3 separate regions of the Mus musculus genome follow, and all the other regions are linked to region 1. A link is a loop called in an ENCODE intact Hi-C map of the cell type or tissue named here. Cell type or tissue: heart. All regions are shown on one strand. Each heading gives the region's core, and the rest is flanking DNA. Links, peaks and the distances in the headings are about the cores only.

Region 1 (10,919 bases), core at 3,822-8,821:
CTCTAGCTTTGGACAAGCTGACATAAAACTAGCCAGCACACACTCCCTCTGTTGACATTTGGTGGCTTCTGGGGATGGGAGAGTCAATGTGGCCCTTAGCAGGTTGACCATAGTCATAGTGAATGCACCCCACCCATGAGATTTTGGGCAGCACAATGGGACTCAGTGGGTTGTTGTTGTTGTTGTTTTAAAGAGGATACAAGGGCTAGCGATAGCTCATCAGTTAAGGGCACTGATTGCTTTTCTGGAGGATCCAGTTTCAATTCCCAGCCCCCAACACAGTGACTTACAACCACGTCTAACTCCAGTTCCAGAAGATCAGATGTCCTCTTCTGGCTTCCTTGGGCACTAGACACATGTGATGCACAGAAATACATGCAGGCAAAACACTAATCCACATGCAAGTTAAAAAAAATGAAAGATAAAAAACAAAGTTGGGAGGGGTGTTGAAGTAGAGATAGATCCAGATCCAGGAGAAGTTAGGGGGAGGGGAAAGAGGAGGATTACTACAAAATATCATATTAAAAGTCTTTATTTTAAAAGTACATTAAAAAAAGAAATCTGATATCAAACATTGGAAATGTTGTAGGGAAAGGGAACCTTTATTCACTGCTGGGGTATAAATTAATGTAGCCGTTATGCAAATCAGTTTGGAGACTCCTCAACAAGTTAAATGTGAATCTACCTTGTGAACTACCTAGCCATTCCAGACCCGGGCATTTACCAAAGCTTGCCATATTCCATCACAAAAAATGTCTGCACACCCGTGTTTACTGTTGCTCTATTTACAAGAGCAAGGAAATGGCACCAGCTTAGGCGCTCACCAAGAGATGACTGGATAAAGCAAGTGTAGTATATTTACATGCTGGAATACTACTCAGCAAATTTTTTTAAAAAAAAAAATGCAATTGTGAGATTTTTCAGGAAAGCAGATGGACCCAGAAAGTACACTATTCTACGAGGTGCCCCCCAGTCAGAGAGAAAAACCTAAAACACATGGTCTTCATCATATTCCGAGTGTGGCCTTCTACGTGCTCAGGAAAACAGCTGCCAGGAGACAATATAGATGTGAAACTTAAGAAGGAGATCGAGAAAATACTTGGTGATGAGGAAGGATAAAATATAGGACAAGCACACATGAGTCATGAGAATGGGGTTTTTGTTTGTTTGTTTGTTTGTTTTTGTTTTTTTAGTTTCGGGTCTGTTGTCATGATCATTTTTTCAGGGTGCCTATGTAAATTCAGCTGTGTTCTGAGTAGCATTTCTGATTTCCAAAATAATAACATTAAAAATAATTTTATTGTATATGAACATGTGTGTGTCTGTGTGTTTGTGTGTGCGCCTGTGTATGCCTATGTGTATGAGTGTGTGTGGGTGTGGGAGTGTGTGTGTGTCTCTGTGTGTGTGTGTGTGTGTGTGTGTGTGTGTGTGTGTGTGTGTGTGTGCCCTAGAGAGCCAGAAGAGGACCACCCTCCTCTCAGGTGACGCTAGCCTGTGTCAAGTTGACAGGTACAAACCAGCAGGACCCAGCAGGTCCTTTTTGCTCCATGTTCCTCCCCTGACCACACTAGCCAGACTCACAAGCCGTTCTACTTCATCTCCCAAAGGAAGAAACTTGGATTTTGGCAAGTAAACAAGTTTATTGCTTTAAAAAAAAAAGCCAGATGTTATATTTGACATACAAAAACCATAAATGGTCTCTGAACATACTTTATTCTCTGAGACAGTTCCACAAGGTCAGGGGAGGTTTAACCCCAGCCTGCACTCAGGAGGCAGAGGTAGGTTTAAGGTCATGCTGGTCGCCACCTATCTCGTCACCCCGACCCAGACCCTCAGCACCGTTCCAGCTTGCCCACTCTGTGATGGTTTGGATGGAAATCTGTCTGCAGACTCCTGCCTCAGGGACTGGGTTGCCAGCTGGTGGGCTCTGAAGGTGCTGAAGGTCACTGCCACATTAATCCCTTGCTGGTTTCGTAATGGGAGACTGTATCAGAGGTGACGAAAGGAGGTCAGCCTTCACTGGAGAAAGCCTGGTCCCTGTCAGCAGTGGTTTTGAAGGACACGTTTCGTCCCTTGCTCCTTCCCCACCTGTTTTATCCCACTTCCGGGTCACCATGCTCCTGCACTGACGATCTGCCTCAGTTCTGGCCCACAAACAACACAGTCAGGTGACCTTGGGCTAAAATGAATCATGGGCCAAAATAAATCCTTCCTTCTCTGTTTTTCTCTAGTGTGTCACAGAGACTGAGGAGTTGATGGCGACTCAGCCACCCTCACTCAGGCATGGGCAGGCAGAAGTAGCCCTGCTGGCTACTGAAGTTCACTTAGCCTCGCTCTCCCAAGTGGACAGATCAAGGAAGAGCTAACAGTGCCAGACCCAGAGATAAGAGAGAAACAGGGTGGGTTTCCTCATGCCCAGCTAGCCTGGTCCTTACCTTCTGTACTCACAGTGGTTGGTTTTTAAAAAAAACAAAAAACAACAAAACAAAACAACAAAAAAAAACCCCAGGGGGTCTCATCTACCTTAGGTTGGCTTGATATTAGCTGAAGACCTTGAACTCCCACGTGCTGCAATGACAGGTGTGTGCCACCGTTCCCTGTTTATGAGACACTGGGAATGCAACCCAGGGCTTTGTGGACATGAGGCATGTGCGCCATCAGTTGAGCTATAATCCCATAATGCATCATAACTGTTGGCATTTCGTCTAGGCTCCGCCCCACAGTTACCTAGCAACAGCCAGGCATGCCTGACTCACTGTAAAAGGGGCTGCTTGTCCCCTCCTCTCTCTCTTGCTCTCTTCTCTTCTCTTCTCTTCTCTTCTCTTCTCTTCTCTTCTCTTCTCTTCTCTTCTCTTCTCTTCTTCTCCTCCTCTTCTCTTCTCTTCTCTTTTCTCTTCTTCTCTTCTCCTCTCCTCTTCTCTCTTCTCCTCTCCTCTTCTCTCTTCTCCTCTCCTCTTCTCTCTTCTCCTCTCCTCTCTTCTCTTCCTTTCTCCTCTTCTCTTCTCTCCTCTCCTCTCCTCTACCCTCCCCTCTCCTCTCCTCCCCTCTCCTCTCCTAGTCTTGCTCCTGTTCCCTTACCCTCTTCTCTTCTCTTCTCTTCTCCCTCTCTCCCCATTCCCCTCGCCCTCTCTCTCCAGGTACTCATGGCTGGCTTCTCCTCCTCCTTCTCCTCCTCTTCTTCCTCCTCCTCCTCCTCCTCCTCCTCCTCCTCCTCCTCCTCCTCCTCCTCCTCCTTCTTCTTCTTCTTCTTCTTCTTCTTCTTCTTCTTCTTCTTCTTCTTCTTCTTCTTCTCTCTCTCTCTCTCTCTCTCTCTCTCTTTCTCTCTCTGCCTTTCTCTGTCTCTACTCCCTCAACCCCCCCCTCATGACCTAAATAAACTCTCCTCTATACTATACCTATGTCGTGTGGCTGGTACCTCAAGGGGAAGGGATGCCTCAGCACAGGCCCACAGAGGCACCCCTTCCCCCACACCATACCTCGTCCCCACCAAACATATCTCTGGTTTCTCTTTTTACAAAACGCAACAATAAACAGCTCCTCCAGACCTCTGTGAGGCCAAGGACCACCCTGACAAACACCGTGTCTATGTACACCTGCATCCTGACACATGTGGTGTCCGTGTACACCCACACTCTCGGTGCAAACTCTCGGCTGTTCAAATTGTCTCAACAGCATCTAGCAAATACAAACATTGCCACTCAATAGAAAGGGACAGAAAAAGATGCATAGAGTTCGTTTAAAACACCAAGCCATCAAAGCAACGTAGGACTTTAACAAACTCACCCTTGAGGTCAAAGAATGAACACAGGGGTCATTATTCAGAGGTCCTGTCCATGGTCACACAGAGACGTGGACATCCTCTGGGACCTGCAAATAAATATACTCCCAACCTTGATCGGCCGGAGGTACAAAACATCCAAGCCATCACTACCCACATGGCTTGCTAGATCACAGTGAAGTCTCTTCGGATCCCTTGGCAGGCTGTCTTGTGCTTGTGACAGAAGTGGTGAATTGACACCTTGCTCAGCTAGAAGCTGAAAGATCCTTGGGGTTCCTCACACCCACCTCTAGGTGTGAGGAGCCTACAGTGGGTGTGAGGAGCTTGCAGAAGGCAGGATTCGATGTTCCTGGAAGACATCTGCCCCGTGCATCTTCCAGGAACATGTTCTGGTTTGATGCCTGCTCCCTTCCAGGGGCCAAACCCTTGCAAGAAATCCTTTGATGCCTGGAGGCCAGTTCTGCTCCACATGGGATGCAGCATGAGGTATGAGCTGACTCTCCTGCACCTGCAGACTGCGCAGCTAAGCTACTGTGGCTGCTGACGGGCTCAAGGTACGCTTAGGCAGGGCTGTGCCAGGAACGAATCTCATCTTCAGCCGGGTACCCCCAAATACTACAGTTAAAATGAGCCCAGGCAGAACAGCGCAGAGCCTCCCAACTCACTGCCAGTTCAGGTTGGGTTCTAACTCCTGCCCGCCATCTTCCCCCACTGGATAAGCTGCCAAACCAATCTACGAGCCAAGTACCAAGGTCCCGGGCCACAGCACGACCTTGGGGGCTGAGACGCTGGTACAGAACTGTGGAGGGCAGGGAGCTGGGGGAGAAGAGAGCAGAAGGCAGATAAATGGGCCTGTTTTCTCCAGTTCAGCTCGCAGTCTCATGACCTGTGCAGCCTGTGACCCCTGGGGACAGCAGCCCTCCCCTGGACAGTCATTCCCAGAGCAGGCAGGGGCTGACCAGTACTGCTCTCCTTTCCCCACCCACGACTCATTCCCTGGAATGTTGCCAGGTGATTTTTCTAGTAGTGAGCGGAGGCCTGCAGGGGTGCCAGCTGTCTAAGATGAAAACGCAGCTGCGGATCTGCTGCAGAGCTGCTCTGAGGGGCTCGCACACTCCGCGGGAGACAAAATCCAAAAAAGGTTCCTGGAAATTAAGCTCTAAGAAGTAACCCCATGAGGGTTTTCTGGAGGCTTCTTCATTCCCTTTTGCATGGCACACCCCCGACTCTCTGTCAGAGTCAGAGAAAGAAGGCAAAAGAGCATGGGGGAGCTCAAGGCCTGTCAGGCTGCGGAGGAGGCCCTCCTGGGAGAGCGCTAAGATATCAGTCCAAGTGGAAGGCAGCTCTGATTCCACTAATTTGGGGAGCAAAAGTGAGAAGAGAGTATTTTCTCCAGAGCAATAGTAAGCCGGAAATTGGGGCTGGAGAGCTGGCTCTGTGGTTAAGAGCACTGGCTGCTCTTCCAGAGGACCTGGGTTCAATTCCCAGCACCCACATGGCAGCTCACAACTGTCTGTAACTCCAGTTCCAGGGCATCTGATACCCTCACACAGACACATAGGCAGGCAAACATGCACATAAAAATTTTAAAATCATTTAAAAAAAAAAAGAAGAAGAAGCAAGAAATTAACAAGATGGGACTACTTAAAGTGCAGTTACCAGGAACATTTGCCTGGAATTAGAAATCAGGATCTAGCCTGGAGATGCTAACTGGCATGTCGCCCCAAGGAGGACAACTTCTGCCATTTGTATGCCCCTGTGTCCTTCCCATAGTGGACTCACAGGCCTACCCAAGGAACCTGACTCAGCCATGTGAGCCCTTCATGGGTCCCCTGGAAAGGAACAGGCCCCACAGGGTGCTGGCATGGCTTCTAGAATCTAACATACAGTTTCTGGACAACACTGGACATTTTCCCAGTTTCAAATCTTCAGTCACTAAGGCCCTGCCACGTGGCACACTGGGCTATTGGCAGGACAAGGTGTGCCTGTGCATAGCATTTAGCATCTGCCCATCAGTGGGGAGACCACAGAGCCACCAGGCAAGGTGCAGACTTTTGCTTCCATTGTTTCAACAGGGAGTGAGCAGGGTGCAGTTAGAAGATCCCAGGCGGGGTCAGAGCCAGCCCAGGGTTACGGCCTGCAGGCCAGTGCTAAGCCACAGCTACAGGGACCCTAAGGGAGCCAGAAGTGAATCCAGGGAGGGAAGGCTGTGTCCCAGACACAGTGACCACATGTCCCTCTTCCCTTCCCCAGGAACCTGGACACCTTGTCCTGTCTTCCCAGCCTCAGATCCCCACTTCCAGACAGGCAGGAGGCTGGCAAAGGCTGTATTCGTCACACTGTTTATCAACTCAATGTTAAGTGGTTTGCAAGCAACAATTTTTTAATGAAAATTTTTAAAAAAATAGAGGGTATCCCAGGTCTTAAGGCTGAGAGCTCCTTCCTGAGACAGATTCGTACACAGATGTGACTGATTGGTAAAGCCCTGCTGGCTGTGGATGATGGTTCAGAAAGTCTGAAGAGCAGCATCTTCCGTGGTCCTGGCTCTGAACATCACTCCTTCCTAACCCGGGGCAGAAAGGGAAAGGGCACACACAGGTGCATGCCAGAGAACACAGACAATGTCCCCCACCAACCTTTCCAATGAAATTTTATTTGTGCTTGCTTCCGGAAAGGAGATCTTTGGTATTTCCCCCACACTGGCCTCCCCTGTGCAGAGACTCCCCACAGACAGAGGCGAGTCATTCATCTGGATAAGAACGGGACATTCTAGGCTCAGGCTGGGCAGTGACTCACCGTTATTCAGAATGGTGACACAGAGCCTGGGCACCCTCTCTCCTGAGGCATGCAAGGCCCCTTGCTCTCTGATGTTGCAACTGCAGAAGGCCGAGTCCCTAAGAACTGATGAAAACGCACTGGGCTAAGACGCCTGAGAGGCAGTGAGCAAGAAAAGCGAAGAAAAGACGTTTGGCACTAAAACCCGCCTCCTGGGTGGAATGTGAGTGGTGGCACGTGGGCTCCCCCACATGGCTAAAGGTGGAACTTCACCTGCGACTACCTGCATCCAAGCCTGAGCAAAGCAGGCCAGGAAAGGACCCCAGGGCGTTCCTCTTTTCTGCCAAGGAATAGAGGTGTTCTGTCAGTCTGGGTCACTGGAGGTCAGAGTAAGCAGAATTTCAACAAGAGTGCCTTTCATACAGAGCCCTCAGCTCAGGCTACACTCTATGCACACATCTCTAGTGAAAGCAAGAATTCTTTTCCATGTGCTGTCTGGGAGAAAGTACAATCAAATAAAAGGAGAGAAACAGATTTCCTGACGCTCCTCATCACAGGAAACCTCTCTATGGGAAAATTCTGAAAGACACGGAGACTCTGTGACTGACACATAGGTAACTGTGAGGACGGGCCATCCTAACCCTTCTGGGCCTTCCCTTGTTCACATGACTCAGCAGGAGGCCTAAATGAAAACTGTATGTGCCCTGAAATGTTTATGTTGTTGGCCCTGGAGGGGACTGAAGTTAGGAGCTGCCTGTAGTGTTCCCAGTGGTACCAGGTTCGTCAGTAAGAATGGTGGAGATGCCCGGCAGAGGAGGGGCTGCTGCCAGACTTGAAGCCAGAGAGAGGTAGTGTGAGGAGGGCTAGCTGCAGTCTGCCCTGATGCTGGCAATTGGCCACATAAGCCCTAGAAAGAGGCTGTGATCTGGAGTCACCCCCGACCCAGGAGCAGACAGAGCCCTCCCGTCTAGATAGATCAGAGATGCCCGACAGCCCAATGACAGCATAACAGTTCTTAGTGGGAAAGGGAGCCCCGGTCTCTAGATCTGGGGGAACTTCTGACGTGGCAGTGTCTGTGTCTGTAGAGAGGGAGAGGCTGAGGGGTAATGGGGAATACTGAGGACAGTGGGTGTCCTCCCAGAGTAGACAGAAGCTGCCCGGAGGAGCGCTGGATCTCAGCTAGGTGCACAGAGGGATGATGGGATACCAGAAGAGGCAAGGCGCCCGGTGCAGGCTCAGGATTGTGTCTACTCTGCTGGCCTGGCTCAGAGCAAGACATTCACCAGGAGTCTCTGCACCCTGCTCCCCATCAACACTGGCCCCTCTTTCCACAGAAACCAGTTTGAAGATCGCAGGCCAGTCTTGGCAGGCCACTTTGGTTCTTTAGCGTGGAGCCTTCGCCCAGTCTTACTGTGTGTTGTAGCTACTGGTGTGTAACTGCTGGAGGCCTTAGTCCCTCTCCTATCTGGGTTTTGAGGCCAGAGCTCTACCTTGTTTCCATGTGCAGGCACCGAAATTCCCGAGAACCAGTGGGTCCAGGAAGTCGGCACAGAGTTTTGTCCTCCCTTCTCTGGGGCCTGACTCTGGTACCAGGCTCCACACAGCTGAGGCACAGTGGGCAGCTAAAGAGGAAGGCTGAGAGTGACTAAGACCAGGATGGTACTGTCATCCCAGAAAGGCCTCGTAATCCATGTACCAAACCAGCTGCCCAGAAAGAGGCACCACACCTGAGATGGGCCACTTCTTGGGTTCATGGCCCACGCGGCTCACCAACGTTGTGATCTCACGTTTTGTCCTGCCCATGACCAGGACAGCTACCTTCTTGGCTCGGTTGATGAGGGGCAGGCTGAGGCTCATGCGTTGGTGTGGCCTGAACGGGCTCTCCGTCAGCACCACCAGCTGATCACCATCCAGGCCTGTGGGGGACTGTGGGAACAGAGAAGCTGTGTGCCCGTCGGTGCCCATGCCCAGGAGCACCAGGTCGAAGCTGCTGTTGGCCACCAGGGCTGAGATCTCACTGGCATAGGTCTGAGCTCCCTGGTCCTCCTCGGCACAGAGCCGCTGGTGCAGGTGCACTGGCATCGGGTGGATGTTGTAGTAGGGTACCCTGACGTGCTGTAGCAGGTGAGCCTGCAGGCCCTGGAAGTTGGAGTCTGGATCTGAGAGAGGGACACAACGCTCATCAACCAGCCAGAGGTGTGTGTGGGCCCAGGGGAAGCTGTAATGTCCTGTGGCCAGCTGCTGGAAGAGAGCTATGGGGCTCGAACCACCTGACAGTGCCAGGTGGAACTTGCCGAAGTGCCGTACTGCCTGCACCGCGGCGGCTTCAATGTCACTGGCCAGCTTAGAGATCAGCTCCTCTGGCCAGGCGGTAATCAGTGGGCTCTGTCTATACCGGGCCCCGAGGACCTGGAAGTCACTGGGCTTTGGGACTGAGCCTAGATCTGGTATCAGCACCTCCAGCTGCTGCTGGGAGAAGGTCAGCTGACCACCGCTAAACTCAAAGTCCAGCAGCTGGCCATTCTCGGCTCCCCCTGGGTATGGGCGTGGAACTTCAAAGGCCAGGCTGTCCAGTAACGGGGTCCAGAAGACCCAGGAGGCCAAGAGGTTCTCTGTGGTGATGAAGGACTCCTTTCGGCAGTGGAAGATGTGCGACAGGAGGGTGGAGTAGGCGTCTTGCTCCCGCACAGGCCTGTAGGCGTAGTAATCAGACAGAGGACGGCCGAACAGGCGGAGCCCAGGCTGGTCCTGCACCTCCTTCCACTTCTGAGTGGGTAGTGAGGGTTTGAACAGGTTCCGGCTGACCAGAATGGCAGGGTGGCCCAGCTCACCGTGTCCAATGTAGAAGATAATCTGCTGGGGCAGGCACCGGCTCTGCTCCGGCACCCAGTGTCTCTCGCTCTGGGTGCAGTACGCCCGATTCTTAAACACAATCCGAACATAGCCCACTCTCTCATCCAAGGCCTTGCCAGACATCAGGATGAAAGGGACACCCTCCCAGCGCAGGTTGTCGATGTGGACAAGGACACCTGAGGTGGGGAAAGAGCAGACATCACAGCCTGAGAGTGACATCACAGCCTGAGAGTGAGCTTTGCAGCCCACCTTGCACCTGGCAGCCCTGCCGAGCAAGCCCTGTCTTGCTTTGCCTTCAGCGTTCCCTGCCTCTTCTCAGGCAGGGCTGGAAACAGCTTGTGGGGCTAATTCTACAGCAGAACACCAGCACTCTGAGGTCCCTCCGAGACCCTCTGGTCTAACCAGGCTGGGTGCCTGCCTGCCTGCCTGCCATGGGAAGTTCTGTGGTGGGGCAGAAGTGGTGGGAGGCATGTTGGGCCTTGATGGGTAAGGGCACTGTCCTGAGGAAGGGCAGTTCTCTTGGTGTGAAGCCCCCAGGATGCCAAAACAAGGGCAAGCATGAGGGGAGACCAGGTGGGTGGGGAGGAGATGAAGTAGTCCGTGGGGTGGGGTAACATGTGCACGTGTGTTTAGGCAACAGTCATAGGAGCCATGACACACAGAGTCAAGCCTTGCCTCTGTGCCTTCACATACAAGGACAATGACTATACTTGCCTTGTGGGTGTGTTGGGACTAAGGTGAGGCACATACACTGTCTGCCACATCAAATGGACTCTAGATGGCCATGCCCTGTCTCTGCCTTCTAACAGCCAGCCATTCTCCCTAAATCCTCCTGGGACCTTCCAGGTAGCTCTAGCAGGTATCTGATGGCCAATGTGGTGTCTCTCCACAGGACCATTCCTTGGCTGTGGCTGGGTAGAACTCTGTGCCTCATCATAGAAGTGACAAACACAGCCCACCACGAAGGTGGTTCCTATCCGAGTCCCACAGATTTCCTGGGACTGCATGGAGCCTGAGGTAGGTGACCTGCAGCTTTAAGCTGGCAACAGGCCTAGGAGGTGAAAAGATCTCCCGGAGTCCCACACTGCAAAGGGCACTTGGTGGACCAGTGGCCTCCAGCTGCTGGTGGCCCCACAGACACCAGCTCCGGTGCCTACCTGCGAAGGTTGGTGTCAGGCTCTGGAAGCCGTCTGGCTTCTGCAGCTCTCGGCGCACCTGTCCGCTGTAGGCCTGGTACTGGCCCAGGATGGCACTGCTCTTCTGCAGCCCCCGCAGGGCCTGGAAGGCCCAGAGCTTATGCTGGAGCACGGCGGCTGAGCTGCTGATGTTGAGAGGCAGTTCCATGGCCACCAGCGTGAGGATCTCAGTCAGGTGGTTCTGCAGCGTGTCACGGATGACGCCATACTCCTCATAGAAACTGGCCCGACCTGAGTGACACGAGGGCCGTCAGAGGGTCCCCGGGATGCTACCCCATCACTGCCCTGGCATCCTCATTCTTCCATCTAACGAACCT
Region 2 (10,919 bases), core at 1,962-6,961, 170 kb before region 1:
GCCAAGACAGCTCAGTCAGTCAACAGGGTCTAAAGCAAGGGAGTGAGGATTGGAAAAGAAGAAAAACAATTAGACAAAATTATAGCATGACTCCAGTCTGCACTGAGGCTGAAATAGCCTAGATACATCCAAAAACCATGGTCAGCTCTTAGATCAAAGACAAAGCAATCAAGCCAAGTAGTGAATAAAGAGATCACACGGGATAGTGATTAAGTGGTCAGCAAAGAGATCACACAAGGCATTAATTCAGCAAAGCAGTAAACAAAGCCCCGTGGTCACCGTTTCTGACATGCTTAGCTGAGCCGACTTCCTTGTTCGAGCCCAGTGACAAATGCCAAATTCCTAGAAGCGGCACCAAGAGCCCTCAACAAAAGCATATTACTACTAGGTCAGCGACATGGTTCACTGGGTAAAAGCACTTGCAGCTAAGACTGTGTACTGGTTTTGTGTGTCAACTTGACACAAGCTGGAGTTAGCACAGAGAAAGGAGCCTCCCTGAGGAAATGCGATCCAGCTGTAAGGCAGTTTCTCAATTAGTGATCAAGCGGAGAGGGCCCATTGTGGGTGGTGCCATCCCTGGGCTGTTAGTCCTGGGTTCTATAAGAAAGCAAGCTGAGCAAGGCAGAAGAAGCAAGCCAGTAAGGAACATCCCTCCATGGACTCTGCATCAGCTCCTGCTTTCTGACCTGCTTGAGTTCCAGTCCTGACTTCCTTTGGTGATGAACAGCAATGTGGAAGTGTAAGCTGAATAAACCCTTGCCTCCCCAACTTGCTTCTTGGTCTCCATGTTTTGTGCAGGAGTAGAAACCCTGACTAAGACAGGCTGTGACCTGAATCTGATTCCCAGGACCCACACGGTGGAAAGAGAGAACTGACTCTTGCAAGTTATCCTCTGATGGGCGCATGTGCGCTATAGCACACACACCGCCCCTCCCCCCGCCAATTATGCACAAATGTAATAAAAAGCTTAAAACTATTACCAATTGTATTAGAACTTCAAAAATGAAATATTAAGATACAGATCTGTGCAAGATCCACATAGGGAAATCTACAGACGGGAACTGGGGAGCTGGCTTAGCCGTCAGGAGCACCTGCTGCTTGTCTGGTTTGACTGTTGTTGTGATAAACACCATGACCAAAGGCAACACCACCCACAGTGAGATGGGCCATTACATATCAATCATCAATCAAGAAAATGTTCTACAGATTCATCTACAGGCTGGTCAGATGGAGACATTTTCTCTATTGATGTTTCCTTTCCCAGGTGATCCTAGCTTGGGTCAAGTTGATGAAAATAACTGTTCATCACAGACATCAAAAGCCAGCCCCAAAGCACTCTGGACTTCGGTAGATAACTGATGTTGTCAGTGTAGATTGTGGCCATGGCAGATGGCTGTGGGGTGCTGGGGCTGGAAGTGTGCAGTTTCTCCGGAGGGTTCAGCTCTCTGCTGCGAACCTAAAACTGCCTCGAAAAAGTAGTCTATAAAGAACAGAAAAGCCTGGTGTGGTGGTGCTTGCCTGCAATCCCAGCACCTAAGAGGCTGTGCAAAGGATCAAAAGTTCGAGGCCAGCCTGGGCTATATAGGCACGCTCTGTCTCAAAACCAAAACCCAAGTGAACAACCAACAAAAGTCCCAAAGTCCAAACAAAACCAGTCAGCTAACCGGCCAAACCCTAGTTCTTCACTACTGAAAAGTTGGGGGTTGGGATTCAAGGGGGACACTGAGGTGGACCGTCTATTAGGTCACTAATTCCATGGGCAGACAGACAGATGACACAGCCTGGCACAGTCTCTGAGGAAAGTTCTGGCCCACGAGGCATGTGGGGATCCCGTCTTTCTACAGATCTCGGAGGAAGGAGGATTCATGTAGCTGGGCTGTCAGAGGAAGGCTCGGGGAAGGGAGTGGGGAGTCACAAAGCCAAGCTGTTTCTGATGCCTGGGTATCAAGGGGACCAGAGAGGATTGGGGGGATGAAAATATACTACTCCAAGAATGTGGGGGGAAAGAATAAGGGGTACCTGTTATACCACAGGGAAATGTATGGCCAATGGTAGTCCTCCTATGCCCTGGAGTCTGGCAGCCTGAGGTCTGTATGTTTTCCTTGGGGAAGGGAGCATAGCATTCTACATCTCCTCAGTAAAAGGAAACTGTGAGCCACACTAGGCATAGCTTGAGCATAGAAGATCTCTAATCCTGTCCCCAGAGTGACACACTTCCTTAATAAGTCCACACTGACTCCAACAAGGCCATATCTCCTAATAGTGTCACACCCGTGAACCAAGCATTCTAACACATGAGACCATTGGAGCCATTCCTATTTAAACCACCACAGGGACAATCAAGAGGACTGACAGTGGCTGAGAAGCAAGGACAGGTGGTCTCTGTCCCCTGGACAGGGCAGTTGAGACCTAAGGTGCATGGCCCACTCCTTGCTGACTGGGATCCTCATTAAATTGAATCACTATAAACCCATTCCCCTATCTCTGCTTCCTGAAAACACAGAGGTAACACGAGCTGCCCCCAGAGGCCAGTACATGCACTGAGCGAGGACTAAATGGGTCCCTGAGGCTCCTTCTGGCGCCACTGTGTCCTTAGGTGGCTGCAGAGGAAAGGTAGCCATGGAGGTACTTAGGGCCGGACTGCATCGGTCTGGGAAGCTTTTTTCTGTGTCCCCAGGGCCCTGGCTGCATTTCTCTCAGCTTTCTCCTTCCCTCTCACATCACAGGATAAGACTGATGGACATATGTGGGGGATAGTCTAAAGGAACATGCCTTTATCTGCCTATAACCAACATCAGCAGAGTGGACCACACCTCAACTGAGAAACCCATCCAGAGGTGGTCATGTGTAGATTTAAGAATATTGGTGTCTCCTTGGAAATCGAGGTGTGACCAGAAACAGGGTACAGGGTAGGTGATCAAGGGTTGGGGGTAAGAGAATATTCCAGAGCATTGAAATCAGGGCAGAGAGACAGTTAAGTGAGAAGGGGTCATGGGCTCCTAGGACTTAGGTCAAGTTAGGGAGCAAGAAGGAGAGAGACAGAGAAGGGCTCCCCTTCTTGCCCCATTTTCTCCCCTTTGTCTCACCAGAAGCGTCCAAAAATAGAGCCCTGTTTGTTTGTTTGTTTTTCGAGACAGGGTTTCTCTGTGTAGCCCTGGCTGTCCTGGAACTCACTCTGTAGACCAGGCTGGCCCCGAACTCAGAGATCCTCCTGTTTCTGTTTCCCGAGTGCTGGGGTTAAAGGCATATGTCAGCAACAGAGTCCTTAGCTGCCCAGAAACCCCAGAGTTCTCTAGATACAAGTGTCAGGTTGACATCATTTGAAAGAAGATGTGGAGCTTGTAACTTCTCTATGACAGCACCTGTGTGGTTTCTGTTTTTTATTTTAGACTTAAGATTTATTTTAATTTTATGTTATGAATGCTTTGCCTGCATGCATATAAGGGTACCACATTTATCCACTGCTCTTGGAGGCCAGAAGACAGTGTTGGGTCCCCTGAAACTGGAGTTACAGGTGGTTGTGAGCCACTGTGTGGGTGCTGGGAACTCAACCCAGGTCCTCTGCAAGAACAACAAGGGCTCTTAAGCACGGAGCCATTGCTCCAGCTCCCAATATCTGTTTTTAAAAACCATTCTTAGGAGACTGTATCTCGGTGTGGGAGGGCTTGTCTAGGATGTAAAGAGACCTGAGTTCCATCCCTGGGATCACATAAAGCCAGACATGGTAGTACAAGCCTACACTCCCAGAAAATGGAGGATAGGGTCAGAAGTTCAAGGTCACCCTTGGCTACATGGACAATTTGAGGCTAGCCTGGGCTGCATGTGGCCCTGCTTGGAAAAAAATATTTTTAAATGATAAAAGTAACAGAAACAGAGATCTGGGGACCATTGAACCCCCCTGGCTTTAACCGTGAAACAGTCAGCTTGCTCCATTGTTCACGAGGACAAAGGTTGGGTTAGAATAGACACAGTTCTCATCCTAACAACAGGTTCCAAGTGAGAGAGTAAAGGTGGACAGAGACCCTAAAGACCAGGAGATTCTGATGCAGACAGATTAAAAAATAGCTAATATTTTTATCACTGGTGAGGCCGTCCAGTGGTATCAGTATTGGACTCCGGCTCTAATGTCAGTAATAAGTATGGCAGTATCAAGGTTTCTTTATATTGTGTGTGTGTGTGTGTGTGTGTGTGTGTGTGTGTGTGTGTGTGTGTGAATGAATGCAGTTGCTATGTGTGTGTTTGTGTGTATGTGTGTGTGTAGTGTGTGTCTCTGTGTGTAGTGTGTGTATGCTTGTGTGTGTATGTGTGTGTGTAGTGTGTGTCTTTGTGTGTAGTGTGTGTATGCTTGTGTGTGTATGTGTATGTACGAGCATAAGTGTAGTTGCCATCTGATCCGAGGCCAGCAGTTCCCACTGGAATTGGCGTCAGAGGTGACCGAGCACCATTTTGTGGGCCCAGGGAACTGAACCTAAGTCCTCTCACAGAGCAGCAAGAGTCTCTTGGTTTCCTGATCTTTTGTGATTAAATAGTTACAGTGGGCCTAGAATGCTTTCTGGAGTCAGCTTTAAGATGACGCTGTTGTGGGAGATGGCAGAGATCAGGGTGAAAAGAGACTAGAGTTGTGTGTGTGTGTTTTAAATTTATTTTAGTTGTTTTAAAAAATATACCAGAAATTTAAAAACCTTTAAATGTTATGTAGTAGGCAGGACTAGCGTTCTTGGTGTTCAAAGAGGCTTAGATGACTGAGGGGCAATTCAGTCAACCACAGGCAACCAGCACCCGCATCTGGCAATGGAGTAAATGCTTGTTGCCCACCAGGGGGCGCCCGAGACCATGCTAATCCATATAGGATAGGCCCGTTTGCTCAAAAGCTTGCAAAGTCAGGGCCAAGGCCATGAGCTGAGAAACGCGGTTGACTCTGAGTGTCACTTTGAGAACCTTTGGTTTCCATGTGGGAGGGGGAAGGAAGAGCGAGAGGGAGAACACTTTTGTTGAGGTATAACTCACATATCACATAATCCACCTATTGAAAATGTACACTTTAGTGCGTGTGTGTGTGTGTGTGTGTGTGCGCACGCGTGCGTGAATGCATTGTGTAGACAGGGTCTGTGTTGTTCCCGCTGTGTAAGCGAGTTAGCTGGCCCGTGTGCTAGCCTCCTGGAACTGAGCCATCTCTTCTTGCCATCTCCACATGGGGATTCGAGGATGTCAGCTGCATCCTTCCATGCTAGGTTTTCCGTGGATTTGGATGCTTCAAAGACTTGAGTAGAGTTACCTCTGACCCAGAAGTCCCGCCTCTAGGGAATCTTCCTTCTCAGCCCCCAGAAACCACTGTGCCTTCTTCTGTCTCTGTGGGTCTGTGTACCCTGTGCATTTCAGCATTTCATAGCCGTGGGCTACACATTGGGGGACTCTCAGCTTCTGCCTTCCTCCTCTCCGAGATAGACTTCAAAGGCTCACCCGTGTGTTAGGTGTCAGAGCATTAGCTCTTTTCAGGATGAATAATGCCCTAAGTATGTGTGGTCTGTACTCACTCATTCATTAGTGGATATTAAGTTGTTTATCACTTACAGTTATAGTGCCGTTATAATATTTGCACATGTTTTTGCTTGACCTGTTTAATTTTAATGACTTTGAGACATTTATATCTTTACATGTTATGTGTGTCTGTACAAATGTGTGTGTGAGTGTGCCACAGGACGTTAGGACGACTTTGAGTCAGTTCTCTTCTTTCACCAAGTCGGTCCTGGGGATTGAACTCTGGATGTCAGGCTTGGCCGCAAGGGCCTTGACCCTGATCATTTCACCGGCCTGCCGAGATGTGTAACTTTAACAACACTTCTCCTTCCTTCCTGTGTGCGCTCGTGTGGACACGTATGTGGAGGTCAGAGGGCAACTTGCAGGAGTCAGTTCTCTCCTTTGACCTTAAATGTCTCAGAGATTGAACTCAGAGCCTCAGGCTTGGCAGAAAGACCCAAGGGCCGTGTTGCTGGCCCTTGACTTGCTAATTTTAAAGGGTTAATGCAATGCAAAGCTCTACCCAGAAGAAGAAAACCTCTCTTGGCCAGAGGTAGAATCAGATTTGTAACCCAAATCAGTAAGAACCAGGGTGTCAGATGGGAAGGAGACCAGGGAATACTTTCCGTAAAGTGTAATTAACCCAGCTTGGACCAGCGACTGGGAGCTCAGGGTTGCTACCTGCTGAGTCAGCAGTAGTTAGAGTCCCATCCCCACTACACACTTCGTGCTGCCCCGGTACAGCACCGAGGGATTGATTTCGGGTTCCCTGGGAAAGGTGAGACCTTGGTCTGCAGTCTTGTTACTTCCTGCCCCGCTGATCGAGGCCTGCTGTTACTTAATCCGCCAGAACCTGTGCCTACCTCCCTATAATGGAGCCCTGAATGTCCTTCTGGATGAAACGAGATCGTGTGCTAAAGCGCTCTGGCTGGGTGGAGCATGATCCGCAGACATTTACGGGAGTCCTAGGATGCTGGTGAGCAAGCAGGTGGGCCCCGTGGTTCAGGATCCCTGGCTTGGCTATCTAGGGTGAAGGTGCTTGGTGCAGGAACACAGCGATGCTGAGGGTGATTGGGGGGGGGGGAGGCTGCAGGTTGAGAGGAGGGGAAGAGAGAGAGAGGATGCAGGCTCAGACATGCAGAAGCCCAAGGGAATCACGGAATCATGGGTCCTCCCATCTGGCCCAAGTCGCGCCTGTAATCAGCTGAGGAGGAACGTTAGAGTTGAGAAAAGCGCTCTGGGAGAGGAGAAGACAGTCCTTACCAGGGGGATTTTCTCTTAGGCCTTCCCACGTGGAGTTTGCTGATAATTTTGGAGGGAGTTTTGCCAGGAAAAGGCAATAAAAATGATGGAGAGGCTGGAGGGCCCACTGATGAGGCGAGATGAGAGGACTTGGCCTCTGGATTGATTTAGAGGAGCCGTGGGGCTGGGGTGGGGGTGGGGAGCGTGGGGGAGCTGAGCTGGCAGGTGTTAGGAGAGGAAGTGATAGGACTTCTGGGCACAGAGCCTGCTTAGGAGAGCAGTGGCCCCAGGAGGGCTGTGGAGATGCTAAGGGGCTAACATCCCTCCCATCTCTGCTCATCCCAGACACACTGCCTCCTTCTCAAGCTTTTTTGGAAGCACTGGTTGGTTTTGCAGCCTGGCCCTCCAGGTTATACATGGACTCTAGCCTGGTGACACTGGTCAGAGGTGCGTTCAGCACGGCCAGCTAGGGGTGACTAAAGGCTTTAGTCAACTGACAGGCATTTGACCAGTTCTTCTAGGCTCCTCTTCCCCCTCCATTCCTTCCCTCCATCCTCCCATCCCTCCCCCTTTCCTAACTTACTCTTTTGTTCCTTGCTACCTGCCTTCCCTCCGTTCTTGCGTCCTCTTTTCCCCTTCCTTTCTCCCCATTTTTTCCTTATTTTTGGTTTTTCCAGATAGGGTTTCTCTGTGTAGCCCTGGTTGTCCTGGAATTCATTCTGTAGACCAGGCTGGCCTCGAACTAAGAAATCTGCCTGCCTTTGCCTCCCAAGTGCCGGGATTAAAGGCGTGCACCATGTTTTTCCAAATTATCGAATTCTAATTGTGTATGCATGCACCACCGTGCTTGGGGAGGTCAGAGGGCAATTGTGGGAGAACGTCCTTATGCGGGTTCTAGGGATGGAATTCAAGTCATCGAGCTTGGCTGCAAATGCCTTTATCCAAGGAGCCACCTGGCTGGCCCTTCCCTTTCTCTTTTGGATAATTCTTGCTATGAGTTCTTCATCCTTCTGCCTCAGCATCCAGAGTGCTGGGACCACAGGTATATGCTACTTATATTATTTACTTTCTGCTGCTGTGGTAACACACCAAGGCCAGGGCAATTTACAGAAGAAAGGGTTATTCGAGATTACAGAGGTGTGAGTCCAGTGTGCGGGAGAAACATGGCCACAGGCAGCAGGAGGATGCTGAAGAAACATGGTGGCAGGCAGCAGGAGGATGCTGGAGGAACATGGTGGCAGGCAGCAGGAGGATGCTGGAGGAACATGGTGGCATGCAGCAGGAGGATGCTGGAGGAACATGGTGACATGCAGCAGGAGGATGCTGGAGAAACATGGCCGCAGGCAGCAGGAGGATGCTGGAGGAACATGGTGGCATGCAGCAGGAGGATGCTGGAGGAACATGGTGGCAGGTAGCAGGAGGAACATGGCCACAAGCAGCAGGAGGATGCTGGAGGAACATGGCCACAGGCAGCAGGAGGATGCTGGAGGAACATGGCGGCAGGCAGCAGGAGGAACATGGCAGCAGGCAGCAGGAAAATGGTGGCATGCAGCAGGAGGATGCTGGAGGAACATGGTGGCAGGGAGCAGGAGGAACATGGCCACAAGCAGCAGGAGGATGCTGGAGGAACATGGTGGCAGGCAGCAGGAGGATGCTGGAGGAACATGGTGACATGCAGCAGGAGGATGCTGGAGGAACATGGTGACATGCAGCAGGAGGATGCTGGAGGAACATGGTGGCATGCAGCAGGAGGATGCTGGAGGAACATGGCCACAGGCAGCAGGAGGATGCTGGAGGAACATGGCCACAGGCAGCAGGAGGATGCTGGAGGAACATGGCCACAGGCAGCAGGAGGAACATGGCAGCAGGCAGCAGGAGGAAAATGGTGGCATGCAGCAGGAGGATGCTGGAGGAACATGGTGGCAGGATGCTGGAGGAACATGGCGGCAGGCAGCAGGAGGATGCTGGAGGAGCATGGTGGCAGGCAGCAGGAGGATGCTGGAGGAGCATGGCGGCAGGCAACAGGAGGATGCTGGAGGAGCATGGCGGCAGGCAGCAGGAGGATGCTGGAGGAACATGGCGGCAGGCAGCAGGAGGATGCTGGAGGAGCATGGCGGCAGGCAGCAGGAGGATGCTGGAGGAGCATGGTGGCAGGCAGCAGGAGGATGCTGGAGGAGCATGGCGGCAGGCAGCAGGAGGATGCTGGAGGAGCATGGTGGCAGGCAGCAGGAGGATGCTGGAGGAGCATGGTGGCAGGCAGCAGGAGGATGCTGGAGGAGCATGGTGGCAGGCAGCAGGAGGATGCTGGAGGAGCATGGTGGCAGGCAGCAGGAGGATGCTGGAGGAGCATGGTGGCAGGCAGCAGGAGGATGCTGGAGGAACATGGCCACAGGCAGCAGGAGGATGCTGAGAACCCTTCCTTTACCACAGATAAGAAGCAGAGGAAACTGGAAGTGGTTTGGGGAGTTTGATCTCAAAGCCTAGTAACATACTTTTTCCAGCAAAGTCACACCACACGAATTCCATTCAAACAACTGGGCACCAAGTGTTCAAATGTCCAAGACTACAGGGACATTTCTCTTAAACTACCACAGTCCACTCCCAAGCTCCCACAGAAGAGCCCACCTTGTCTTAGTTTGGGTTGCTATGGCTGTGATGAGACACCATGACCAAAGGTAACTTGGGAGGAAAGGATTAATTTCACTCAGCTTCCATAGAACAGTGCATCATCAACAGCAGCGAGGGCAGGAACTCAGCAGGGCAGGAACCTGGAGGCAGAGCTGATGCAGAGGCCACGGAGGATGCTGCTTACTGGCTTGCTCCTCATGGCTTGCTCAGCCTGTTTCCTTATAGAGCCCTGGACCATTAGCCCAGGGGTGGCCCCACCCACAAAGGGCTGGGCCATCCCCTATCAATCACTAATTAAGAAAATGCCCTACAGTTTTGCCCACAGTTTGTTTATGAAGGCAGTTCCTCAATAGAAGTACCCCGCTTCTCTCGATGACTTTAGACTGTCAATTTGACATAGAACAATCCGGCACAACTCCGCACCCCACTTGGCCAGCTCTTTTACTTCTAGAATCTCTTCCCCACCCCGTGAAGTAAAGGCATGTCTGTGTTTCTGACCAGCCTCATGTAGTTATCAGACAGCTGTGTGTCTTACCCTTTGTGTATTTGCCGTCACTAGGAAGCTGACGCCAAGAGCAGCCATGACAGTCTGGTCCTGGTGTTCAAGCCGGGACTGGATATGTTAATCTGGGGGTTGTCCCCATGGATGGTATGAAGGTCTTGATGTGGGGTGATTTTCAGAGGAGGTGAAGTTGGATGAAGACTCTCAGACTCGAGGTTTCAGGTGGCCAGTCCCAGAGTGTGGGAAACACAGAAGGGGAGGAGCCGGAGAGAGCAGATGTGATGTGACAAGCACTTGCCAGTATCTCTTATGTTGCAAACACGGACGAGGCTGTGTGTGTAGAGTACGAGGATCCCCAGGGAGCTTTGAGGTTGACAGAAGAGAGCAAGGAACAGAGGATCAGCAGACTGCGCAGCAAGCATGGTGCCATCCTCTGTATGGCACTCAGGCAGAAATGAGAAGAGTATTCGGACTCCATAGGGAGTCTCAGAAGTTCCCAGAATTGGGGACATTTGATTTGAGGAAAAAAAAAAAAGCCAGTTTTGAAAAGGAAGGAGGAAGAATGTTCTAGAAGAACTCACAAGAGAGACATAAATTAAGCATTGTGGATGTTAAGTGGGACTTCATGGTTTGGGGGGATGTCTGATTTGATTGGCAGAGCACGTGGAGACTTGGGTCTGGATTAGAGCCTTTGGGCCACGGCCATTGTCAGTCAGCAGCGGCTTGCAGGCCAGATTCAGCCCGTTTCTGGTTTTGGAGAGAGCAGTAAGATGAAGGGGAATTTTACATCGTTTCTAATGGTTGGGGAAAGTTATTTTTTGAATGTGCTATGGTTCAAATTCAGATCTGTGATAATCTTGCATGACAACACGGCTGGCTTTAAAGTCACCTGGAAGGCAGGTGAGGCAGGCTCTGGAAGAGGATTGCCTGAAGGGACGATCTAGTCTGAATGTGACAATATGCAATGAGCTGGGAGCCTGGACCAGACAGCTGAGAAGGGAGCCAGCTGGCCGAGTCCTAGCACACCATT
Region 3 (10,919 bases), core at 3,848-8,847, 230 kb before region 1:
GTGGATCTCTGTGAGTTACCAGCTTGACCTACATAGTGAGTTCCAGGACAGCTAGATATAGAAAAAACGATCTCAACAACAAACAAACCCCACAAAACAACAAGAACATTCAAAGAAGCAAAAAGGTTCAAATAGTAGATTTATGCAGCACCTACTCAAAGAAGAGGCTTAGTGATTCTTCATTTGGCTCCTGTATAACTTTTTGAGCCAGGGAATATTAAGTAAAGTCTAATTTGGGCTTTGTGATGGTTTGTATATCCTTGGACCAGGGAGTGGCACCATCTGAAGGTGTGGCCTTGTTGGAATAGGTGTGACCTGGTTGGAATGGGTGTGTCACTGTGGGTGTGGGTATAAGATCCTCACCCTAGTTGCCTGGAAGTCAGTCTTCCACTAGCAGCCTTTGGATGAAGACGTAGAACTCTCAGCTCTGCCTGCGCCATGCCTGCCTGGATACTGCCATGCTCCCACCTTGATGATAATGGACTGAACCTCTGAACCTGTAAGCCAGCCCCAATTAAATGTTGTTTTTATAAGACTTGCCTTGGTCATGGTGTCTGTTCACAGCAGTAAAACCCTGACTAAGACAGAAGTTGGTACTGGGAGTGGGGTATTGCTGTGATAGGCCTGACCATGCTTTTATTTGAAAGAATGTGGATTTTTGGACTTTGGATTTGGAACTCAGTGGAATGGTTTAAATGGGGCTTAATGGGTCATCCTAGTAGGAATATGGAAGACTTTGTTGCTGGGAGTAATTTGAACTGTGTTGACCTGGCCCAAGAGATTTCAAAGGAGAATAATTTCAGAATGTGGCATAAAGACTGTTTTTGTGGTATTTTGGAGAAGAATGTGGCTACTTTTTACCCTTGTCTGAAAAGTCTGCCTGAGGCTAAGGTGAAGAGACTTGGATTGATTGCATTAATTGCATTGACAAAGGAAGTTTCAAAAGAGCCCAGCAGAGACTTTGTTCTCTGGTTAAGCCTTATGAAGAGAAGTTTGAACAAGCATAGCAAGCTTAGAAAGGCAAAATATAAAATATATTGTTAGTATTAAAGGAGTACCAGGAAGTGAAATGGAGCAAAATCTTATGTTCTAGGAAATAACAGATTAAGGGAGTGGGACCTTGGGGCAAGACCCTACCCAGCTGAATTTAGAACCAGACATGGCGGTACACACCTTTAATCCCATGAGACAGGCTTGCTGATCTCTGCATTCAAGGTCAATCTACAGAGCAAGGACCAGGATAGCCAAGCTTAGGCAGTGAAGGATTTAGAAAACATAAAGCTAGTGATAATGTAATAGCACAAGGGGACCGTGTTCTAGTTCCTGTAAGCAGCAGAACTCGGCAGCTTCAGCCATGTGGCTCTGGCTCTAGAGTTAAGAATGGAAGGAACTACTGGGAAAATTGATGCTGGTTAGCTGGAGCTAAGGAATTAGCAGTGATTAAGAAGAGACCAGCATCACTGAGGTGAAATCTTCTGGAAATTGTTTTCTGGGATCACAAAGAAGCTGTGTTGTACCTCACGCTGTGGCTGGACTTGGTAATGTGTAAGAGTCACTCAGGTGGTACTGCTTGTGAAGGAATGAAGGGATCATGAAGAGAAGCTGAAGCTTAGCACTGTGAGAGGCCAGGGAAGGCCAATGGAGAAGGTGAAGCCTCAGCTGTAGTTGATGGCCCAGGACTGAAGGGGTCATGCAAAGGATTTGAGGCTTGGCACCCTGAAGAGAGCCTATGAGAGGCTATTGGTGAAGCCTAGTTGGAGTGGAACACCCCAGTATATTGGAGATGTCAGTACCATGGGATGATCACCAAGAACTGCAGCCGTAGTGGAGTGGATCAACCTGAGCTTAGAGTGCTACAGAGGGCAGAGCTGAAAAGTGATGCCAGCCCTTAGGAGGAGCCCAAAAGATCAAGTGGAATCCCAGACACTGAAACAAGAATCTGTAACATTGAAATTGCCTTGGAGACTCAAAGATGTTAAAGATGCCAGAGTCATGGGATACATGTTGAGGAAAGCTGCTAACAGGGAGTGGAACCAGCCCAGGAGAAAGCAGTTTGTTGCAGTCAACAAAGATGAAAAAGGAGTGGAGATCTGAAGACCACTTTGACATCAGCCATGGAGATGCAGAGTTTGGAGTTTGCCCAGCTGGTTTCCTGCCTTGCTTTGGGGATTACAGTTAATTAAGTTGAGTGAATCTCAGAAGAGACCTTGAACTTTGAACTTTTAACATTGTTGCGACTGCTATAGACTATGAGGACTTTGAAAATTGGACTAAATGCATTTTGCATTATGCTATGTTTAAGTATGGCCCCTCATAGACTCATGTTTTTGAACAAGTCTATGGGGACCAGGGAGTGGAATGTGATGGTTTGTATATCCTTGGACCAGGGAGTGGCACCATCTGGAGGTGTGGCCCTGTTGGAATAGGTGTGGCCTGGTTGGAATAGGTGTGTCACTGTGGATGTGGGTATAAGATCCTCACCCTAGTTGCCTGGAAGTCAGTCTTCCACTAGCAGCCTTTGGATGAAGACGTAGAACTCTCAGCTCTGCCTGCACCATGCCTGCCTGGATGCTGCCATGCTCCCACCTTGATGATAATGGACTGAACCTCTGAACCTGTAAGCCAGCCCCAATTAAATGTTGTTTTTATAAGACTTGCCTTGTTCATGGTATCTGTTCACAGCAGTAAAACCCTGACTAAGACAGGCTTCTTTGAAAACAAAGGTTCAGTGACCCCCATTTTGGCCCAGCGAACCTTTGTGACACTGAGATGGAGCCAAGCAAGGTAGAGTAGGCCACCATTCACATGACTTGTGTCGCTCTGCCCTGCAGGGACAGAATGAGCATCTCCAATCTGAAAGTCCAGAACGTCACCTTGGCCAGATCAGACATGCTCACCATGCTTACCATGCCCCACGCTGGAAATCTCTGCATTTCCTGTCCCAGGTGTTTCAGGTAAGGGACACCCAATCTATGTTTGTATTTCAGTCTACACAGTGACAAATGACAAAGCCAACAACTGTTCTACTGCTCCAGGAGAAAAGAGAACTACATACCGTGTGGGTAAGCGATGCAGGAGGCACATCCCTTAGAAACAGCAGCAGCTGCCATGAGTCCAAAGAAGCCAGAGGAACTTTTCTCAGCTCCATCTGTGGAGGAGACGATCGGAGCGTCTTTCAAACACTTCTTTAAGCTCTCATAAATAGCAAAGCAGATGATTGTCTCCGAGATCCCAGCGTAGGAGGCGGTCAGCCCTCTATAGAAGCCGCGGACGCCTTCTGTCTGGTAGACACGCCGAGCACACTGGAGTGTGTTCATCTGCTTGCAGCCCCTCACCCTGTCGGAGGATCAACAATGCGCACTGAGAGACGTACCACACCAAGTCATAAAGGGCATCAGCCATGACACAGAAACCACACAGGAGAAGAAACCTGTCCTTGTTCTGAGGCCCCCTGACCTCTGGCCCACTGTGAGGCCAGTTCAATTAGCTGAGAAACCTGACAGGTCATATAACAGATGGCATCTGAATCTACAATCCCTGAAGCAGGCTTATAGCCTCTGACCCAATTCTAGAAACTGCTAATGGAAGACAACACTACAACACTTGTCAGAGGAACATTTGGAATCATCCATGTATCTAAGAGCAGGACTGGCTACGTAACGTTTGGTGCATACACACCATGAGGATAGCTGTGAAGATACAAGGAAGCTAAGCAGAAAGCAGACAAAATTAGATACAAGGTCAAACACCATGATACAGGAGAGAATGCCAAGGGAAAAGGTTGCTGCTGTCTTCCTTCTGGTTTACTGGGGATTAGACTCAGGGCTTGTGCATGGTAGACAAGAGCTTACCACTGAGCTATCTGCCGGGCCAATGGCTCCCTCTTTCTACTGCTCTCTGGAGTGTGATTTGTGTGCATGCTAAGGCCTGAACCCAGGGCCTCATGCATTGAAAAACAACATATTATATACACGCATATGTTTATATATACATTTCTTCTTAGTTTTGTCATACGGGATTTTTTTAAAAAAGATTTGTTTATTCACTTTATTTCTATGAGTACACTGTTGCTGTCTTCAGACACACCAGAAGAGGGCACTGTATCTCATTACAGATGGTTGTGAGCCACCATGTGGATGCTGGGAATTGAACTCAGGACCTCTGGAAGAGCAGTCAGTGCTCTTACCTGCTGAGCCATCTCTTCAGCCCCGTATGGAATTTTTAATCTAGGTACATTTCCTGATACTTTTACTCATTCGTTTACTTTTAAGTATCTATTATGTATTTGTGTGTGTGTGTGTGTACATGCACAGCAGGCATTAGTTTCCCTGGAACTACAATACAGGGCTGGTGTGGTGTTGGGAACTGAGCAGTGAGCACTCTTAGCTGCTGACATAGCTCTCCAGCCCATGATGCTGTATCTTTATCTATTATTTCTAAGGTCAGTCAGAACTCCTGCCTTGATCTTTTAAAAAAAAATAGTAACCCGGAGATGCTCTGTTTTTTAGTATTCTTAGGTCTCTGTGCTCACTTTATAAGGAAATTAACAGAAATCATCTTTTTGTTGTTTCTTTTACACACATTCCTCTTGTTGATAACACAGTGTCCTCTGCTTGAGAGGCAAGGAAGACTAGTTGTTTTACAGAGTAAAGTGGTGTTGATCCTAGAACCGAGAGTGTAAACAGTGAGTGGCTCATGCCTGTAACCCCAGAGAGAGTAGAGTAATCCTGTCTCAGAGAGAGAGAGATTTAAGCTAAACCACTAAACTCCTGTACTTGAATTAACTGTTTACTTGCTCAAACCTTTTTGTGTGCCTGCGCGCCCCTCCCCCCCATCCCTGCAGCTGGCTCCTTTGAAGAGTGTGGGAGCTGCCACCGCCTCAAGAGGCTCTCCTATTCTCTCCCGACTCCATCCAGCCTACAGTGTACTATGGATTCTCCAGAGTGCTGGACAACTCACACCCCTTGTCCCACCAGACTATAATCTTATTTGATGATTGGCTATACTGCTATAAGGTAGAAGGCATGACCAATTTCCGGGGCAACCACTGGAACAATATATACTCACAGATATTCACAGATCTCACCTAAATAAAGGTCTAAAACGTCCTAAGCATTAGAAAGGGCCTCGGTCAACACATGCATTTATCTGTTGCTAACCACCAGTGATATCACAACACTGTGAACACTTGGCTCTGAGGTGAGGCCACAGGCTTCCAGGAGACCAGGCTGGCCAGAAGCCTGAAGCACAATAGTTAAGAGGGGCAAGGGACTGGACACTCAGGAACATGGACATGTAGGACACACACAGCATTTTTGGAAACTACAAAGAACTGTCTCAATGCTTGGGCCAGAACTTAAGAGTTACCCTGGAAGTAACTGACCCTTGTCATAGGATTCTAGCAAGCACTTCAGAAGGCAGATGGACTGTGGTGACAGGAAACCCTCATCATGGGCACAAGAGGACGATGAACCAGGCAGGTTCCTCCTTCACCCTCCACGTATACCTCAGCCTTTCCCTCTCCCTCAGAGGAAGCTGGAGGGAAGATGAGCCTGCTAGTGTTTCCAGGGTTCACATTGCTGGGCCACACAGCACAATACAAGCAGTTCCTTAAACAGCCTGGGAGAGCCCAAATTTCTACTGGAAATTAGCATTCCTTCAAGAAGTATGAGTGTGGGTGACAGCCCACAGAAATAGTAGCTGTGGTCTTACACAAATAGAAACATTTTCCTGCCACATTCATTAGAACGTTAAAAGGCATTATTTAGTATACTTGGTGTTCTTTGGAAATTCACAGGTGTTGCTGGCCTGCTGAGAAATCTGATTTACATATAAAAGAATCATTATTACTGTATCACAAGTTCTTAAAATTTGATGAATTCATTTCAATTGGTTTCTATTTCCTTAAAACCTGGCTCTAGACAAGGGTAATAGGCCTAGGCCTGGGGAGGCTTGAGACAGCAAGACTGTAAATTTGAAGCAGCCTGAACTACACAGCAAGACCCTGTCTCAACAAAAAACAAAGTCCAAACATTTTGTAGGTTCCACCAGAATACTCAAGGAACACAAGAACTCCAGGTTAGATTCAGGACAGACACCAGAGACATCGGGGACTAGGTCCAAAGTGCCCTCGCTGGTGTCCTGGCTGGACAGCCAGGCCTCTGCGGAGTTTACAGCATCCCTCCTGACAGTGGGGCTCCACAAAGAGCCCCAGAGAGGAACACCCAGGAAGGAAGCTGGGACCATGGAGAGGCCCTTCTGTCCATCTTCCCTTGCTCTCTGGGGCTCCTCCCCCACAATGCTGTCAGGATAGATCTCAAATGACATTTCTGCATATGCATACAGGGCTCCTATTTCCCGTCCACAGCACAGCAGGACGACTCCGGGTACTGAAGGGACTGTTCACTTACTTGCGTTCTAGCTGCATCCTCGTTTTAACCATCCAAATAGGATTCATTAAGGTATTTGTGACAAAAGCTGGAGGGAAAAAACAGTCATCACTGATATAGCCAGTGTTTGCGAATGCAATCCCCATGCAGTGGCCCGCACGGCTGGGCGCAGAAGCAGTGGGTTAATTGCTCTCTGTCCGCGCCACAGCTGCCGCCGCCAAGCACAGTCCTTCTGGCCTCTAGGTGGTGCTATCACTTCGGTTCATTTCAATCCTAGGGCAAAAACTATCTGAAATTCCAACTTAGAAGCTGCAGATCCAGAGATAATTTGTTTTTAAACATGCTCATCAGTACTTATAGCTAACCCTGAATAAGGATGTTAAATCTTCCGTTACCTGAATTCAAACTTGGAAATTTAAGGACAAAAACATTAAAAGCCCATTGGCCCACAGGAATCATTTTGGTATGCCTTCAGCAGCATTTTAACACATTGGATCAGTCCCAAACCTCAATGCTCAGCCCTCCTCTAACAGCTAGTGTCCTCTACATATTAAATGAGGGCACTGGAGGGCACTGGCTTGAAAAGCTCCTTCAAGGTGTGCTTCCTTTACCCAGGGTGCCTCTGGGTTAATTTTACAAGCATTACAAAGCCGATTAACAGGGTCTGGATTACGGCTAATTCACCATGGCTCAATCTGATTTGGAATGGTACACTGTCCTTCTCGGGGCTCAGTATTAAGGGGAATCACTGTTCTTGTGTTAAGAAGTTTGCTTAATATTGCTTTTCTCTGACTAAAGATCATAACCTGGGTTAGTAATTTTATTGAGAGTAACAAAGGAAATTGGTGTGGACACGTTGCAGGCTGTTAACAGAAGGAAGAAATTCTAAAATGCTAATCTAAATTCTCTAAAAATTCTGTTAGATTCAAATGGACAGAAGCCTCTATGAAGAAGGGCAGAGGCTTCTCCTAGCAATTTAGGAGCCAGTGCTTTCTCACAAACACTCCCTGGGGCAAGCCCTGCCCTGAGCTCTGCAGTGCGGACTTCCTCAGAAGAAAACAGACCATCTGGAGGCATAAGGCCTTAGGTACAGCCTCAAGTACCACACAACACATAAAACCCTGATTCTTGCTGTGCAAGTGAGCTGTGCAGGGCAGATGCACCCCAGATACCTTGGGGAATCAGAAAGAAAGCAGCTCTCACTCCACATTACAACTCAATAGGGAAATCAGGAAGATGAAGAACAGAAAAGTAAAATTTGTTTATAAACTGCTAATAGTCATGTTCTACAAACTCCAATACAAAGCTTTAAAAATGGTTTTAGGGTCAAAAGAGGCAGGGAGTTAACATCTAATTCCTGGAAAGAAAAAAAAAAAAAAGAAAGCAAAACGAAACAACACTTGCTAGGGAACATACCTGCAGAGCCAGCTGAGAGAATGTGCACAGTATTGCTATTAGGCACGAAGATGCCATTGAATTGCTCTTTGGCTTTGGAATAACATGCAAAGTACACAGCCCTGGTAGGACAAAAAGAGAAAACCATTAAAGCATTACTGCACTTTAAAGTACACAGGTCCCTCTGCACCATCTATCCCAAAGAGGAGACCACAGAAGAGAGTAATGATCTTAGCCAGCAAGGAAACAAGAGGCTGGCTCACACCCAGGCTGCCACTGCACCTGGATGTTCATGCCTTCCAGAAATTCCAGAAAGTGCTGACAGCCATGGCCAGGATAACAGAGGAGAAATAAGATTTTTGGTAACACACATAAAAGTCCTTTCACACTCTGTCTGTTTGTTTATTGAGACAGAGTTTCTCTGTGTAGCCCTGGCTGTCCTAGAACTCACTCTGTAGACCAGGCTGGCCTCAAACTCATAGCCTCTGCCTCCAGAGTGCTGGGATGAAGGTGTAGGCCACCACTGCCTAGCTCTTTTCACATTCTTTATTCTGGATGGATGCTAATCATCTGAGTGGGAGTGAGGACTGTCATTTTACAGGTGCACTGTTTAACGAGCTCTGCTTTCATCTTGTGTTCATCTTGTGAACTGCCTACAGTGACTAGGGAGGTGTGCTTCATCTCTGCGATGCAGGAGCGCTGCTTCTCTTTGCCTCTGCTGAACAGCAGGTCAATCACAGAATCTATTTCAACTAAGGATCCTGACTACTGCTGAACAGGATCCCAGGAGACCACTGGTTTGGACTAAGTTCTGGTACCATATCCCCACAGGAAAGACAGAAAGGGAGTTGGGACGGTGGTGGTGCTGGTGGTGGCTGCGGTGATAGTAATCATTTGTGCTGAAGTTGCCATTCGTGTTACCAAGTCATTTGGCCTTCCAAGAAATCAGGATTAGGGAAAAGTAACAGATTTCCCACAGGGGCAAGTTCTAATCAGTGTAACCCTTTGTTGTTCTACTGTTCTCTCTCTTCTTCCATTTGAGTAACTCTGAGATATATAACCTTTGATGAAAACCTCTTTATCGTCTATCTAAACAAGCAAACATACCAATCTTATTTTATAGAATAAAGCACTGGAATTTGGCCAGATTTCAAAATAGAAAAGGCAAGGAAAACCTTTAAAGTCTATCATTAGAGGACTTTGGCCCGTGACAACACTGCCACTCGTCCCTTTTATACACACAGTTCCTGTCTATTAGCACTGCCCATAACTTCATCCAGAGACACTATCTATGCATGGATAATAAACATTTGGAAAGTGACCAGTATTCTCATCAAAAAGGTAAATGGATGGCTCAGCGGTTAAGAGTGCTGACTGCTCTTCCAAAGGCCCTGAGTTCAAATCCCAGCAACCACATGGTGGCTCACAACCATCCATAACGAAATCTGATGCCCTCTTCTGGAGTGTCTGAAGACAGCTACAGTAGTGTACTTACATATAATAAATAAATAAATATTAAAAAAAAAAAAGGTGAATGGAGACAACAGCTTACCGTGCAGGGATAGCGCGATTCTATGAAGCCTTTAAAAAGAATTAAAAAACCAAGGACAATGAGCTGGAGAGATGGCCCAGTGGTTGAGAGCACTGACTGCTCTCCCAGAGAACCTAAGTTCAAATCCCAGCACCCACATGGTGGCTCACAATCATCTGTAATGGGATCAGATGCCCTCTTCTGGTGTATCTGAAGACAGCTACAGGGTACGTACATATATTAAATAAATAAATACATCTTAAAAAATAAAATAAAATAGCTGGGCGTGGTGGTGCATGCCTTTAATCCCAGCACTTGGGAGGCAGAGACAGGCAGATTTCTGAGTTCGTGGCCAGCCTGGTCTACAAAGTGAGTTCCAGGATAGCCAGGGCTATACAGAGAAACCCTGTCTCGAAAAACCAAAAATAAATAAATAAATAAAATAAATCCAAGGATGTAATGTTATAGAAAGTAAACCCTAGGCGCCTTTGGAATTCCTTCAGACTGATGTTCCTATGAGTCACCAGGAAGTCATCTTGCTAAGAAAGCCGAAGACAGGGATCTGTGTGCACTCTAACCCTGGGCATTTCCACACCCAGGGACTGGTCCTCCGCACACTCAAGGTAAGAAACTCTCCCTTACAGAGACTGGAACCCACGGTTGCCACTGCTTCTTCACGTCAGACTTGGTTAGGCAACACAAACAGCCATTCAGCAGTGTCACTCTACTGCACTGGGGCTCGCTCGCTCGGCAGTTACATGCTTACCTTGATGGTGCAACTCCAACCAAATTTGGACCCAGGCCTCTAAAGAGTGACTTTGGTCCCTCCTTTTCCAGGATTGATCTGAGTAAGAAAGAGACATCGCTTTAGAATCTTTTTGACTTCAATAGCTGCAGATGTGGCTGCTTAGGTGAGTGTTTGGAGAACGTGAAGCCCTAGTGTATCGTCAGAACAAACAGGGTGCAGTGGCATAGACCTGTAATTACAGCCCTGGGGAGGCAGGAGCGGGAAGATGACAAGTTCAGAGTCATCTTTGGCTATATAGAGTCTGAGGCTAGCTGGGCTACACGAGGCTGTCTCAAAAACAAGCCAAGACCTCTGAGGAAGGCTTATCTGGGCAATAAGAAGCCAAGCATCACAGTGTCGCCCTGAAGGAATAAAGTGTTTGTTTAGAAGGCCCCTGACTCTTACTTCCCTCTGTAGAATATAACATCAGAAGGTTGTAGAGTCAGACAGGAATGCTACAAAGACTGTCTAGGAAAGCTCTGATCCTGTTTCTCAGTTCCTCTTTTTTGTTTTTGTTTTTGTTTTTTCGAGACAGGGTTTCTCTGTATAGCCCTGGCTGTCCTGGAACTCACTTTGTGGACCAGGCTGGCCTCGAACTCAGAAATCCGCCTGCCTCTGCCTCCCACGTGCTGGGATTAAAGGCGTGCACCACCACTCCCGGTGAATTCTCAGTTCCTCTTACTTCAGTCTGAAATCTCGCCTTCTCAGGAGGCTGAGACAGAAAGATCACATGTTCAAGGTCTGCACACACTACACAGTGAGTTCAGGGCAGCAAACCCCTGGCTTAAGATATACACTCACACTTACCTTGCATGCA

What was found. A loop is a pair of places that touch in the nucleus more often than their neighbours do. Peaks named below come from ENCODE experiments on the same cell type or tissue, not always from the same donor. Only the 100,000 strongest peaks of a DNase experiment are listed, where the experiment ranks them.
Region 2: it touches region 1 in a loop (7-fold over the local background); 17 of 42 quality-filtered maps call a loop at or near these places.
Region 3: it touches region 1 in a loop (2.7-fold over the local background); 5 of 42 quality-filtered maps call a loop at or near these places.

Annotation. Positions count from the first base shown.
Region 1 is chr4:149,973,340-149,984,258 of GRCm38, forward strand. H6pd (hexose-6-phosphate dehydrogenase (glucose 1-dehydrogenase)) reads right to left here. Exons shown (of 5, transcript NM_001291004.1): 4 at 10,564-10,833; 5 at 6,135-9,582. The coding sequence ends at 8,219. Among named protein-coding and RNA genes, the nearest start is that of Spsb1, 24 kb to the left of the region's middle. In heart, for the core only: no CTCF peak of the experiment used is centred there; DNase peaks (open chromatin) are centred at 4,382 and 6,722; H3K4me3 peaks cover 586 bases; H3K27ac peaks cover 1,175 bases; H3K27me3 peaks cover 474 bases.
Region 2 is chr4:149,802,073-149,812,991 of GRCm38, forward strand. Gm42354 (a long non-coding RNA gene) reads left to right here. Exons shown (of 3, transcript XR_881588.1): 3 at 1-457. Among named protein-coding and RNA genes, the nearest start is that of Gm42354, 17 kb to the left of the region's middle. In heart, for the core only: a CTCF peak has its summit at 4,804 (motif pointing right); DNase peaks (open chromatin) are centred at 4,829 and 6,679; H3K27me3 peaks cover 1,745 bases.
Region 3 is chr4:149,745,994-149,756,912 of GRCm38, forward strand. It overlaps Slc25a33 (solute carrier family 25, member 33), which reads right to left. Exons shown (of 7, transcript NM_027460.2): 3 at 10,082-10,159; 4 at 7,806-7,906; 5 at 6,411-6,477; 6 at 3,056-3,336. Among named protein-coding and RNA genes, the nearest start is that of Tmem201, 13 kb to the left of the region's middle. In heart, for the core only: a CTCF peak has its summit at 6,631 (motif pointing right); no DNase peak of the experiment used is centred there.